Linked DNA regions of Homo sapiens: region 1 is linked to region 2. The links are chromatin contacts, found by Hi-C or POLR2A ChIA-PET in ENCODE. All regions are on one chromosome and are shown on one strand. Each heading gives the region's core, a stretch centred on a gene start or an enhancer-like site at or near the end of the contact. The rest is flanking DNA. Distances are from core to core; before and after follow the strand shown.

Region 1 (5,428 bases), core at 1,762-4,261, 37 kb after region 2:
TTTTTTGTTCTAGAACATCTTGGTTTTATTTTCATGAGGGGGAACCTGCATATCATCTTGAATTCTAGGGGTTTTCAAAGAGTGCTGTCATGAACTGAACGTTCCTATGTTGAAATCCTAACCTCCAGTGTGATGGTAGCAGGAGGTGGGGCATTTGGGAGGTGCTGAGGTCATGAGGGTAGAGCTCTCATGAATGGGATTAGTGCCCTTAGAAAAGAGGCCCCAGAGAGTTCCATCATCTTTTCTCCACATGAGGACTCAGTGAGAACATAGCCATCTCTCAACCAGGAAGCAGACCTTCATGAGGCACCAAATCTGCCAGGGCCTTGACCTTGAACTTCCCGGCCTCCAGAACTGTGAGAAATAAATTTCTGTTGTTTATAAACCACCCAATCTAAGGTATAGCAGCCCAAACAGACTAAGACAGGTGCCAAGTTGATCAGAGATTCCGTGAAAACAGAAAAGAGAAGGTGGGTGTTAATCACCTCATTTCTATAGGGTCAGGAAAGCAAATAGAGGGAAAGGAGAGATTTACACTCCATTCCACCAAACTGACAGGCCAGAAGCATGCTCTGTGGACACAGCCCCACCGCATGCTCCTTCACCGTGCTCCATCCTCCACTGCTGAGAGCCTGGTGGGTAGGGGCTTAAAGGGCCAGCCTCTCCCCACTCCACAGAGTGAGGTTTCAGCTTCTTCCAGGAGCAGGGGTCCAGCTCTTCAAGAGAGAGGGAGAGGAGAGAGGGTCAAGGATGAACAGGGTCCAGGCTCGGTGACTTATGCCTGTAATCCCAGCACTTTGGGGGGCTGAGGTGGGCAGATCACTTGAGGTCAGGAGTTTGAGACCAGCCTGGCCAATATGGTGAAACCCTGCCTCTACTAAAAATACTAAAAATGCAAAAATTAGCTGGGTGTGGTGGTGGGCACCTGTAATTCCAGCTACTCGGGATGTTGAGGCAGGAGAATCACTTGAACCCGGAAGGCAGATGTTGCAGTGAACCAAGATAGTGCCACTGTACTCCAGCCTTGTGAGACTCTGTCAAAATAAATAAATAAATAAAAAGCTGAACGGGGGAGGGGGGCATCCATTTTCTCTCAAGGGACTTTTGAGTCACTGGGATCCCTGCCTCCTGAAAATTTTCCTCTGGTTCAGACCTTCAGTTCAATTCTGAAATCTGCAGCAACCCTATTTGTTTGGGCTTCTCTTCCCTTATCCTAAAAAAAAGACAAGAAATAATATCAAAGCTGGGTCCTCAATCCATGCAGTATGTTAGGAAGGCTCCAAGAGATGAGGTCTGCTTGAAGGCGGGAAATTTGGCATCTATATGGGAAACCCTTTGGAAAACAGCTACAGACCCTTCTGCAAATCTCAGCCCCTCGGCTTTGGGGTATGAAAGAACAGGCCTTGAATTCTAGCTTCGCCATGCCTGACCTGGATGTGTGACCTCAGGAAAGATACCTACATTCTCTGAGCCCCATTTGATTCATTTGTAGGTTAGGGTAGGGGATGGCCATCCAATAAGTGTTGCTAAAAAATACCAGAAATAATTTTTGTAATGTACACTGTGCAATAATTGGCACATTATAGGTTCTCATAAAAGGCATTTTTACTTATCAAATTACATTTTCTGAGCACCCTGATGACGGGAGGGCAGTAAACTGGAATCAGGCACTAATCTAGAAAGGATGGTTAGTCTGTATGTTTTCCAAAGCAAAAAGAATCATGAGTTCTATTTATAGGCTCTGATGCATTCAGCCTTCAAGAAGCAACTCAAACCCAGGCCTCCATCCCATCAGCACCATCCCTGCCCCCTGCCCCAGTCCAGTGTTCCTGACCACAAAAGCCTGAAGCACGCCCTCTCTCCCCTAGACAAGGGGAGCAATCACTGTCAGAACCACTCACTTGATAATTAATCACAAAGGGACCTGTGACATCTCTTCTTCTGTAGTCGAAACTGATATGTTCACTGTTCCCAGATACTGAACTCCCCACGTATTTGGATCTCGTCTCTTCAACTAGATTACAAGTCCCTTGAGGGTGAGGTGCTTCCTTTACTTTTCGCATTCGATAGGAGATTGATACTTGTCGCACTTTGAATTTTTGTGTTTGTTTAGATCTAGTCCACAGGAAGTACAGCTACACTTGGCAGGCGCAGGGTGGAATAGCTGTAGTTCTAAACAGATCAGGACAGCTCTGGGACTGGCTGCTTCCAAGAGGGAAAGGCAAAATGCAAAGAACTCACAGCAGGAGGGGGCTTTCTGTGCCCCTCAATGTGTGGCTCTAACCACATCAGTGGGTGGAGGGCAACGCGATGCTGTCAAATCAGGGACCAGGTTTGTGTCTGGGGTGATGCCAGGACACTGGTTGCTTCCTGCCACCCACAGCTGCATCTGGGAGTCCTGGGCAGCAGCCACCTGGGGAAGCCAGACTTAATCAGGAAGTGTGGGGGCTGTCAGCAGGGGCAAGGGGCCACGCAGCCAAGCCAATTCTGGAATCTTTTGGAAAGAGGAAACATCCGGCTCCTCCTCCCTCACATCTCTGCTTCTGGGTCTGGGCTTGTGGGTCCCAGCTTGGGCTAAGGAGGGCCATGCTCCGGGTGGGAGCAGCTGTGTCCCCACCCCCTCCTTCCCATGCGACTTGAGGCCCTCTGGTCAGGACTGGAGCTGTCACATGCAGCCAGCAGCTGTGGTGGCGCCAGGCTCAGGCACCCACCACATGGCTTCCTTTTTTTTTCTGAGATGGAGTCGCCCAGGCTGGAGTGCAGCGGTGTGATCTTGGCTCACTGCAACCTCCGCCTCCTGGATTCAAGTGATTCTCCTGCCTCAGTCTCCCGAGTAGCTGGGATTACAGGCACGCACCACCCTGCCCTGCTAACTTTTATATTTTTAGTAGAGACGGGGTTTCACCATGTTGGCCAGGTTGGTCTCAAACTCCTGACCTCGTGATCCACCCACCTCGGCCTCCCAAAGTGCTGGGATTACAGGCCTGAGCCACCGCGCCCAGCCCACATGGCTTCCTTTTGATTTGGGGCCTCCCTGGCCAGCTGTGCCTCCCCCGCTACCAGGGCAGCAAATGGCCAGTGGTGTCCTCGCAGAAGGGGCGGAGGAGGGCGGGGAAGGATTAATGCCACCTGCTTCCCTCCTCGCCCTGTTTCATGTGACATGCACTTCAAAGCCACAGGACACTGCTGCCCTTCTTTGTTGCATCCCTGCAGATACGGGAATCTGATTTTCCCAACTAGGAATTTGTATTTCAGCGGTTCTAGTGCTTGGGATCTTAGAAAGAAGCTTGCTCAGAAAGAACTTAGGAAACAAAGCGATGTTTGAGTGCCTGCCCCGCAGCGGATCTACCCGTTCCAGGAGCTGAGCGAGACACCTACCACCTGCCAGACCCAGGGCATAGCCGAGGGCCTTAGCCTGCTGTCCCCACCGGGTCCCCACTATTTTAACACCAACACCCTGAAACCATGGGCCACCACCCCCCACCTCTACCCCGCCCCTACCCCACGACCCTTTCACCAGAGCAGAGGTTTTTCACAAATCTCCATAGAGATAGCTTTGCTAGCAGCAGCAGCAGCAGCAAACTCTGATGCAGAATGAGGAAGGGGAGAGCCTGGGGGTGTGGGTGGCGGGGGAGGGAGTCGTCGCAGTCCGGGAGCCAGGCTCTCGGCGCGTTGGGTCCGCCTCTCGTGACAGCAGAGCGCCCCCTGCTGCCCGAGCCCGGGTGGTGTCGCACAGCCAGGTCGGGGAGGGGGCGGAGCTGCTTCCTGGCACAGCGGGTCGCCCAGACGGGCGGGAAGAGGATGCAGTCTCTCGGTACTGAAGTCTGCCTGCAGTGGCCAAGGTCTGCCGCAGCCCCTCTGGGTTGGGGGCAGTTCTCTAGGGCGTCCTGGTTAGGTCAACGGGGGCTGGTTGGGAACCTGGCTCTACCATGCACCGCCTGCCCCGCTATGGACATATGGTTTAACCTCTGAAGCTTCTGTTTCTTCATTAAATTGAGATCATCAATTGTACCTGCATCACAGTGATGTTTTACAGAGATAATTCATGTAAAGCACATCCTAAGGTTTCAATAATAGTAGCTTATTATTATTGATTCAGCTGACACCTCTACAACTAAGTGATAGAACAACTGAGAGGGTCTGGTAGACAAAAGTCAGGGGATTTGTTTTTTCAAAGCATTTTCATCATTAAATGGATCTGATCTGGTCGCATGGGCACATTTGAGGGACATGCAACTTTGCCTAAAGGGGAAATAAATGCCAGAGATATTCACAGAAACATCAACCACAAACAATTACTGAACACATTGATCAATGCTCTAAGCTGTACAATAAAGAAAAGGGAGGAAAGTTATGTTTAGGGCAGCTCAGCCCTGCATTCTCAAATCTTCCCTCTTCACTGGATATCTATTAACTACAAACATGCTGAAACATCTCCCATATAAGAAAGCAAACAAACAAAAAAACTCCTTGCACCCTATCTCCCTCCAGCTAGCCCCTTACACCGGATGTCTTTCCTCCCCTAGAGGGCCAAATTTCTTGAAACACGCTCAGTGACTCCCTTCCTGTCCTGTTAGCTCTTGAACCCACTTAATCAACTGTCTGTGCCCACTTCACCTTCCCTGCCCTTGTCAAAAACACCATGACCCACACCGTTCATCCCGTGGCTCATTCTCAGGCCTCTCCCCTCCACCCATCAGCGACACTGACGTAGTTGATGGGCAGCTCCTTCCTGATCCTTGAAGCACTTCTTCCTTCGACTCACCCCTGGTTCTCCTCCTACCTCTCTGGCCAGTCCTTCTCTGTCACCTTTGACTGGAAGCTCCTCTTCTCAACCCCCAAACATCAGGACACTCTGGCTCGGTGTCCAGCCTCTGCTGTATCTGTGCGTCCTCTCAGCCTTATGCCTTAACTGCTGCACAACGACGCTGTCCACATGCATATCTCTAGCTGAGCACCTCTCCTGAACTCCACATTTGCATATCCCGCAGCCTCTTCACCATCTGCACTTCGGTGCCCCATCGACATCTAACTTAACATGTCCAAACAGAGCTCTTGATTCCTCTCTCCTCCCTGCCTTTCCCATCGTTTTTTTTCTTCACTGGTTTCTCCTGAGAAATCTTTCCCATCCTAATATGGGTAACTTCACAGTTCTGGTTGCTCAGGTCAAACAGCGTGCTCATCCTTATGTGTCTCTCTTTCACACCTTCCACCAATCCATCAGCAAATTCAATCAGTTTGACCTTCAAGATGTGTCTAGAATCTGCCCACTTCTTGAAATCTCCACTGCTACCCCCAGTCCCAGCCACAGCCATCTCCTGGCTGGGCTCCCAGCTTTCACCCTGTTCCTCTGAGGACATTTCCACATAGCAGAGTCTTTTATGACAACAGCTGAATCGTGTCACTCCTTGGCTTAAACTCTCCAAAG
Region 2 (5,263 bases), core at 2,412-4,911:
TTAATGACCAAGGGGTCGCAAAGTCTCCCTGGCACCCTTTGGGTCATCTCGAGCCTCTGACTTCAAGGGTGAAGGCTGGGTATCGGGCAGATGAAGGTGAAGCAACTGAAGGCAGTGGGTCTGTACCCACAGCACTGAGGTGTAGCTGCACCTAGACCCAGCCCATCTCCCCAATTCTCAGACCTAACTCCATGCTCCCTGCAGCCATGCGACAGCCACCCACACTGCATGACACTGCCCAGTCAGTGCCATCTCCCAGAGCTGTCTTCTTCCGGCCCTCAGTATCCATGATATAGAAAAAATAAGACTGAGGATGTGGCAGCTGGGGTTGATTACTACCAGCCTCACTAATGAAACCTTGATTTTCTTTAGATATTGGGTAACTGAAGTGTCCAGGCCCAGGAGCAGAGTTGTGGCAATTGCTTTCCTCTTTTCATAATTGGTTTAGGGCGGGCAAGCAACCCAGGTATGGCCAAAGAAATGTCAATGTCAATGGAAATCTGATGGGGCCAAACTCATCCCTTTATGAGGAGCCTACTCCTGAGATAACTAACCAAGCTCCTATGATAATAGCATTAATCTATTACCACATAAAGGCCCCACCTCCCAACACTGTTACATTTGGAATTAAATTTCAACATGAGAGGCCGGGCACTGTGGCTAACGCCTGCAATCCCAGCACTTTGGGAGGCCGAGGCGGGTGGATCACCTGAGGTCAGGAGTTCGAGACAAGCCTGGCCAAAATGGCAAAACCCTGTCTCTACTAAAAATACAAAAATTAGTTGGGTGTGGTGGTGGGCACCTGTAATTCCAGCTAGTTGGGAAGCTGAGACAGGAGAATCGCTTGAACCTGGTAGGCAGAGGCTGCAGTGAGCACAGATCATGCCAGTGCACTCCATCCTGGGTGACAAAGCGAGACTCCCTCTAAAAAAAAAAAAAAAAAAGATTCAACATGGGTTTCGGAGGGGACATTCAAACCATAGCAGTACTTACCTTCAAAGGGCCAACCATGGTGCCTGGACTATATCATATTCTTAATAACACTAAGCTCTTATATTAGTAATAATATTGTTAGTATTACCATTATTATTACTTAAGCTAAATCTTCCAAAGAAACTGCCTAAAGGCCAGGCACAGTGGCTCATGCCTGTAATCCTAGCACTCTGGGAGGCCAAGGCGGGAGGATCACTTGAGGTCAAGTTTGAGACCAGCCTGGCCAACATAGTGAAACCCCATCTCTACTAAAAATACAAAAATTAGCCAGTTGTGGTGGTACGCACCTGTAATCCCAGCTACTCGGGAGGCTGATGCAGGAGAATCACTTGAAAGCCGGGTTGCAGTGAACTGAGATTGCACCACTGCACTCCAGCCTGGGCAACAGAGTAAGACTCTCTTCAAAAGAACAAAAAAAGCAGCTGGGGGCAGTGGCTCATTCCTGTAATCCCAGTACTTTGGGAGGCTGAGGCAGGTGATCACCTGAGGTCAAGAGTTTGAGACCAGCCTGACCAATATGGTGAAACCCCGTCTCTACTAAAAATACAAAAATTAGCTGGGCATGGTGGCATGAGCCTGTAGTCCCAGCTACTCCGGAGGCTGAGACAGGAGAATTGCTTGAACCCGGGAGGCGGAGGTTGCAGAGAGCCAAGATCACACCATTGCACTCCAGCGCTCCAGGCTGAGTGACAGAGAGAGACTCTGACTCAAACTAACAAAAAACAATGACAACAAAAAAACTGTCTAAAGTTAAAGTAGGGTTGCAGCCCTTCGTGGTAGATGGCTATTGGATGGGTATTACAATTAACCATGGGTCACGGGGTCCTTTTGGGAAGCGCAGCTTGGGAGTTCCAGATGTTTAAATCTTATTTGGAGAGATTCTATGACAGAAGGAAGAGGGAGAATGAGACTGCCACAGAAGATCAGAGGATATGGAATCTGCTGTAAGCCCAGAACTGGAAAGACAGACTTGACTTTCTGTTGAGGCACTGGCTCTGGTCTCCAGGCACGTCTCTTCTGCTGTTTAGAGGAGAATCCCTGCTGCATGGCAGCATTTGGGTAGCCAGAGAGAAGATATATGAATTGATGAAGTAGAAGACTAATTGGAAATAAAAGGTATAGTGTCAGCTAATGAACTCCCAAGTCACCCATGTGACAACCTCAGCCTTCCAGAAGAACACGTCCATGAACAGCCTGAAGTGGTTCCAAAACTGGGGAGCAGAGAAGGATGCAGCAGGATGCAAATGAGCACAGCTGACCTGGACTTAAACCATGGCCCTGCCACTTACTAGTGTGCAGACCTTGGGTACTGGACTTGCCTTCCTGCGGCCAGTCTCCCAGTGTGAACCATGGAAAATCAACACTCACCTCCAAGGTGCCTATGGAAGTAAGTGGGATGGTATGTGTGTGTTGCCTGATAAATGGCCAGGCACTGTGACAATAATTCCTGCTCCATGGATCGAACACAGAAATCAGTTTCCCCACTTCCTAGTGCCATCTCAGAGGTGTTGCATTATCGGTTGCTAAAGCTCAGCGAGTTCCACCCACACAGTCCCAATAAGCTCTGTCATTCCGATTGGCCAGTCTGCAGTCTAAATGGAAAGGAAGTAGAGGTAGAAAGAGGCAGCAAAGAAAAGTGAGATGTGACAGTCTAAGAGTAGAGGCAGACAGAAAGACCATACAGACAAGGGTTAGAATACTAAAAACAGAGCAATCTGGGGTAGTGTTAGTGCACGGGCAAGCAGTCCGACCCCTCTGGGGAGATCATGTGTTACGTGATGTGGTATCAGTTGACCAGGTGTTAAGTCTCAAATCATGAAAGCCTCAAATCATTCAAAAAAAAAAAGGTGAATGTTCAACACAATCAGTTTAAGAATATACTATACAAATAAAGAGGTATACATTGAGCAATAGTACCATTACAAACAGGAAAACAGTTCAAGTGAAAGTTACAGGGGCCTGACTCAGTACTGGGGTGCCTCCTTCCTTTAGAATGCTGGATAAATGGAATTTCACCAAAAAAAATATTGAAGTCTTTTTGCCTCTCAGCAAGGTGTTATTTAGGCAGAAGGAAAGCAATGGAAATGAGGAAGGGAAAGCAAGGGGGTAGGGACTTGGGGTTTCTCCTTCCGTTAAAAAAAATCTTCAACTTGGTGCTTGGCTAGTGCCACCCACGAGGTTCAGTCAGCCTGGCTCTTCTTGGTGGCACGCAGGGCGTCACGTCCCCTGTCCAGCAGCAGGTCCTCCAGCCGCTTGCAGTGCTCCCGGAGCTGTTTCTCGCGCGGCAACAGGAAGGTGAGAACCTTGTTGCGCACGATGCCACGGTCCTCCTCCTCCCTTAGCCGCTGCCTCACGCGAGCCGCCTGCTCCTCCTGTTGCACCAGGGCTCCATTCATCTCGCAGAAGGCGTCTTCAAGGTAATGAATGGACTTCAATGCCTCTTTCTTAAAGTCCTCCAGTTCCCGTTGCACCCCGGCCACCTTCTGCTGCAGGATCTCCAAGTCAGCGGGTGGTGGGAGGCAGGAGGGCCATGACTGGGACAGGGAAAAGTCTCCAGACTGGAGGCCACTCTCTATCATTTTTTTCCCCTGTAGGGTATTCACCGTCATGAGAATGGACCCAGCCTGGTAGAGGGGTTCCATTGTCTCTTCTACGTTGGACAAAGAGAGGAAGCCAAGAGACCAACCAGGTCAATAAATATTTTTGGCTAGAGACACGATCATTCGGAGTGGAGAAACCCTAGAATTGTGACATCAGGGCCCCTTCAGCCAACCAGAAAGAAAGCCACAATCCATTCATTTGCATATTGTAGCTTCCTTGGTTGGTTACCTAGAGCTTTGTCTGTTTATCTGACCAAGTCGCCCTCCTGAGATGTGGATCCTTAACTCATCACCCTTCTAGAACCAGAACTCAAGTTCTTCTTTAACCTAAGGAACAAACCAAGTCCCAGAGCAGGGAAGTAAACTGGCCAGAGCAAGGCAGGCCAGGCCAGGCTCACTGGCTGCCAGGACTGGGTGGTCTCCCACACTGGCAAGGGACCTGCATGGTCTTGGACTGGTCTCTGGGCTTTAGTACCTCACTAGTAAAACAAAGACATTGTAAGAGATGATACCTAATCCCACTTGTAGCTCTAAAATGCTAAAAAGTAATCTCTTATTCCAAGTCCATACTCCTATAATGATGTCAGAATTCTATAAAATCTTAGAAATTGCGAAAAATGTACTTAGATTTTGATGTATGGTCCACAGCAATGGCTGATTCAGCAGGTGCAAGGTAAAAATGGGTTAGTCATATTTATTCAATAAATACTAAGTGCTCACTACACACTAGGATCAGGGAACAAGTGAGTGCATGGTCTTCCAACATACCTGAATGTTAACAAATATGAGAAACAACACATAGAAAGGTAAATCTTGTACTTTTTACCTGATAATTAGAACAAAGGAAAATACTTCTAGCTAATCTACATTTGGTTTAGTCAGGAACAAACCTTCATCTTGCACATCTCAGTCTCTTGCCTAGACTTCTCTCCTGGTCTCCAAATCTAAACGTCTCCCCCACAATGGGCCTCCAATTCAAGCCATCCAAAGCTGAATTGGTGATCTCTTTACCCAAACCAGTTCCTGTTCCAGTGTTGCTGTCAGATTAATGAGAGCAACCCAGAACAGCACACACACCAGAGCCCTCATGAGACAACTGGTGCTGTGATGCTAATATTTGTCCCCTCCCAAACTCATGTTGCAATTTAATTACCATTGTAACAGGATTATGAGGAAGGACCTTTAACAGATGATTAGGCTACCCTTTAAGAGATAAATGGATTAACACTGTTATCTTGGGAGCAGGTTCCTTATAAGTGGATAAGTTCAGCCCCTTTATGTCTCTCTCTCACCCTCTCTTTGCCCTTCTACTATGTGATGTCTTCTGCTGTGGAATGACACAGCAAGAAGGCCCTTGCCAGATGCCAGCATTTTGATTTTGGACTTCCTAGCCTCCAGAACTGTAAGGAAATACATTTCTGTTCTTTATAAATTACCCAGCATCGGGTATTTTACTATAGCAGCACACAATAGACTAAGAAACTTAGGATCAACCTAGACCCTTCCATGTCAAAGTGGCTCTAAGTCCTGTTCAATCTACCATTGCCAAGCACTCTAGCATCAAACCACCTGGGTTAGAGTCCCAGCTCTACTTATAATCTACCTATCTTTGGCAGATTACCCCATCTCCCTGAGCCTCAATCTTTTTTATAAGTAGGAATACTAATTCA

What was found. Hi-C counts contacts between places; a loop is a spot of excess contacts on that map. ChIA-PET counts read pairs that join two places held with the same protein, here RNA polymerase II (POLR2A). Pooled maps may share reads with other maps.
Region 1: a loop to region 2 is called in a map of heart right ventricle, with 2.0 times the contacts of the local background. The contact joins the enhancer-like site here to the promoter of CCDC182 in region 2. A Hi-C loop is called at or near these places in 2 of 168 maps with a recorded cell type or tissue (endothelial cell of umbilical vein and heart right ventricle), 1 of 37 single-sample maps with no recorded cell type and 8 of 50 pooled maps. POLR2A ChIA-PET finds 5 or more read pairs at or near these places in 6 of 52 experiments (A673, CD8-positive, alpha-beta T cell, Panc1 and 3 more).

The regions. Positions count from the first base shown.
Region 1 is chr17:57,779,745-57,785,172 of GRCh38, forward strand. No RefSeq gene overlaps it. Among named protein-coding and RNA genes, the nearest start is that of CCDC182, 37 kb to the left of the region's middle. RefSeq lists a silencer at 3,637-3,816. Within about 2 kb of position 3,012, at least 6 of the 41 ENCODE cell types and tissues checked have a DNase peak (open chromatin) inside an H3K27ac peak, as active enhancers do; they include A673 and heart right ventricle, where a contact is called at or near this core.
Region 2 is chr17:57,741,638-57,746,900 of GRCh38, forward strand. CCDC182 (coiled-coil domain containing 182) reads right to left here and starts at 3,662. Exons shown (of 1, transcript NM_001282544.2): 1 at 2,858-3,662. The coding sequence starts at 3,635. The coding sequence ends at 3,174.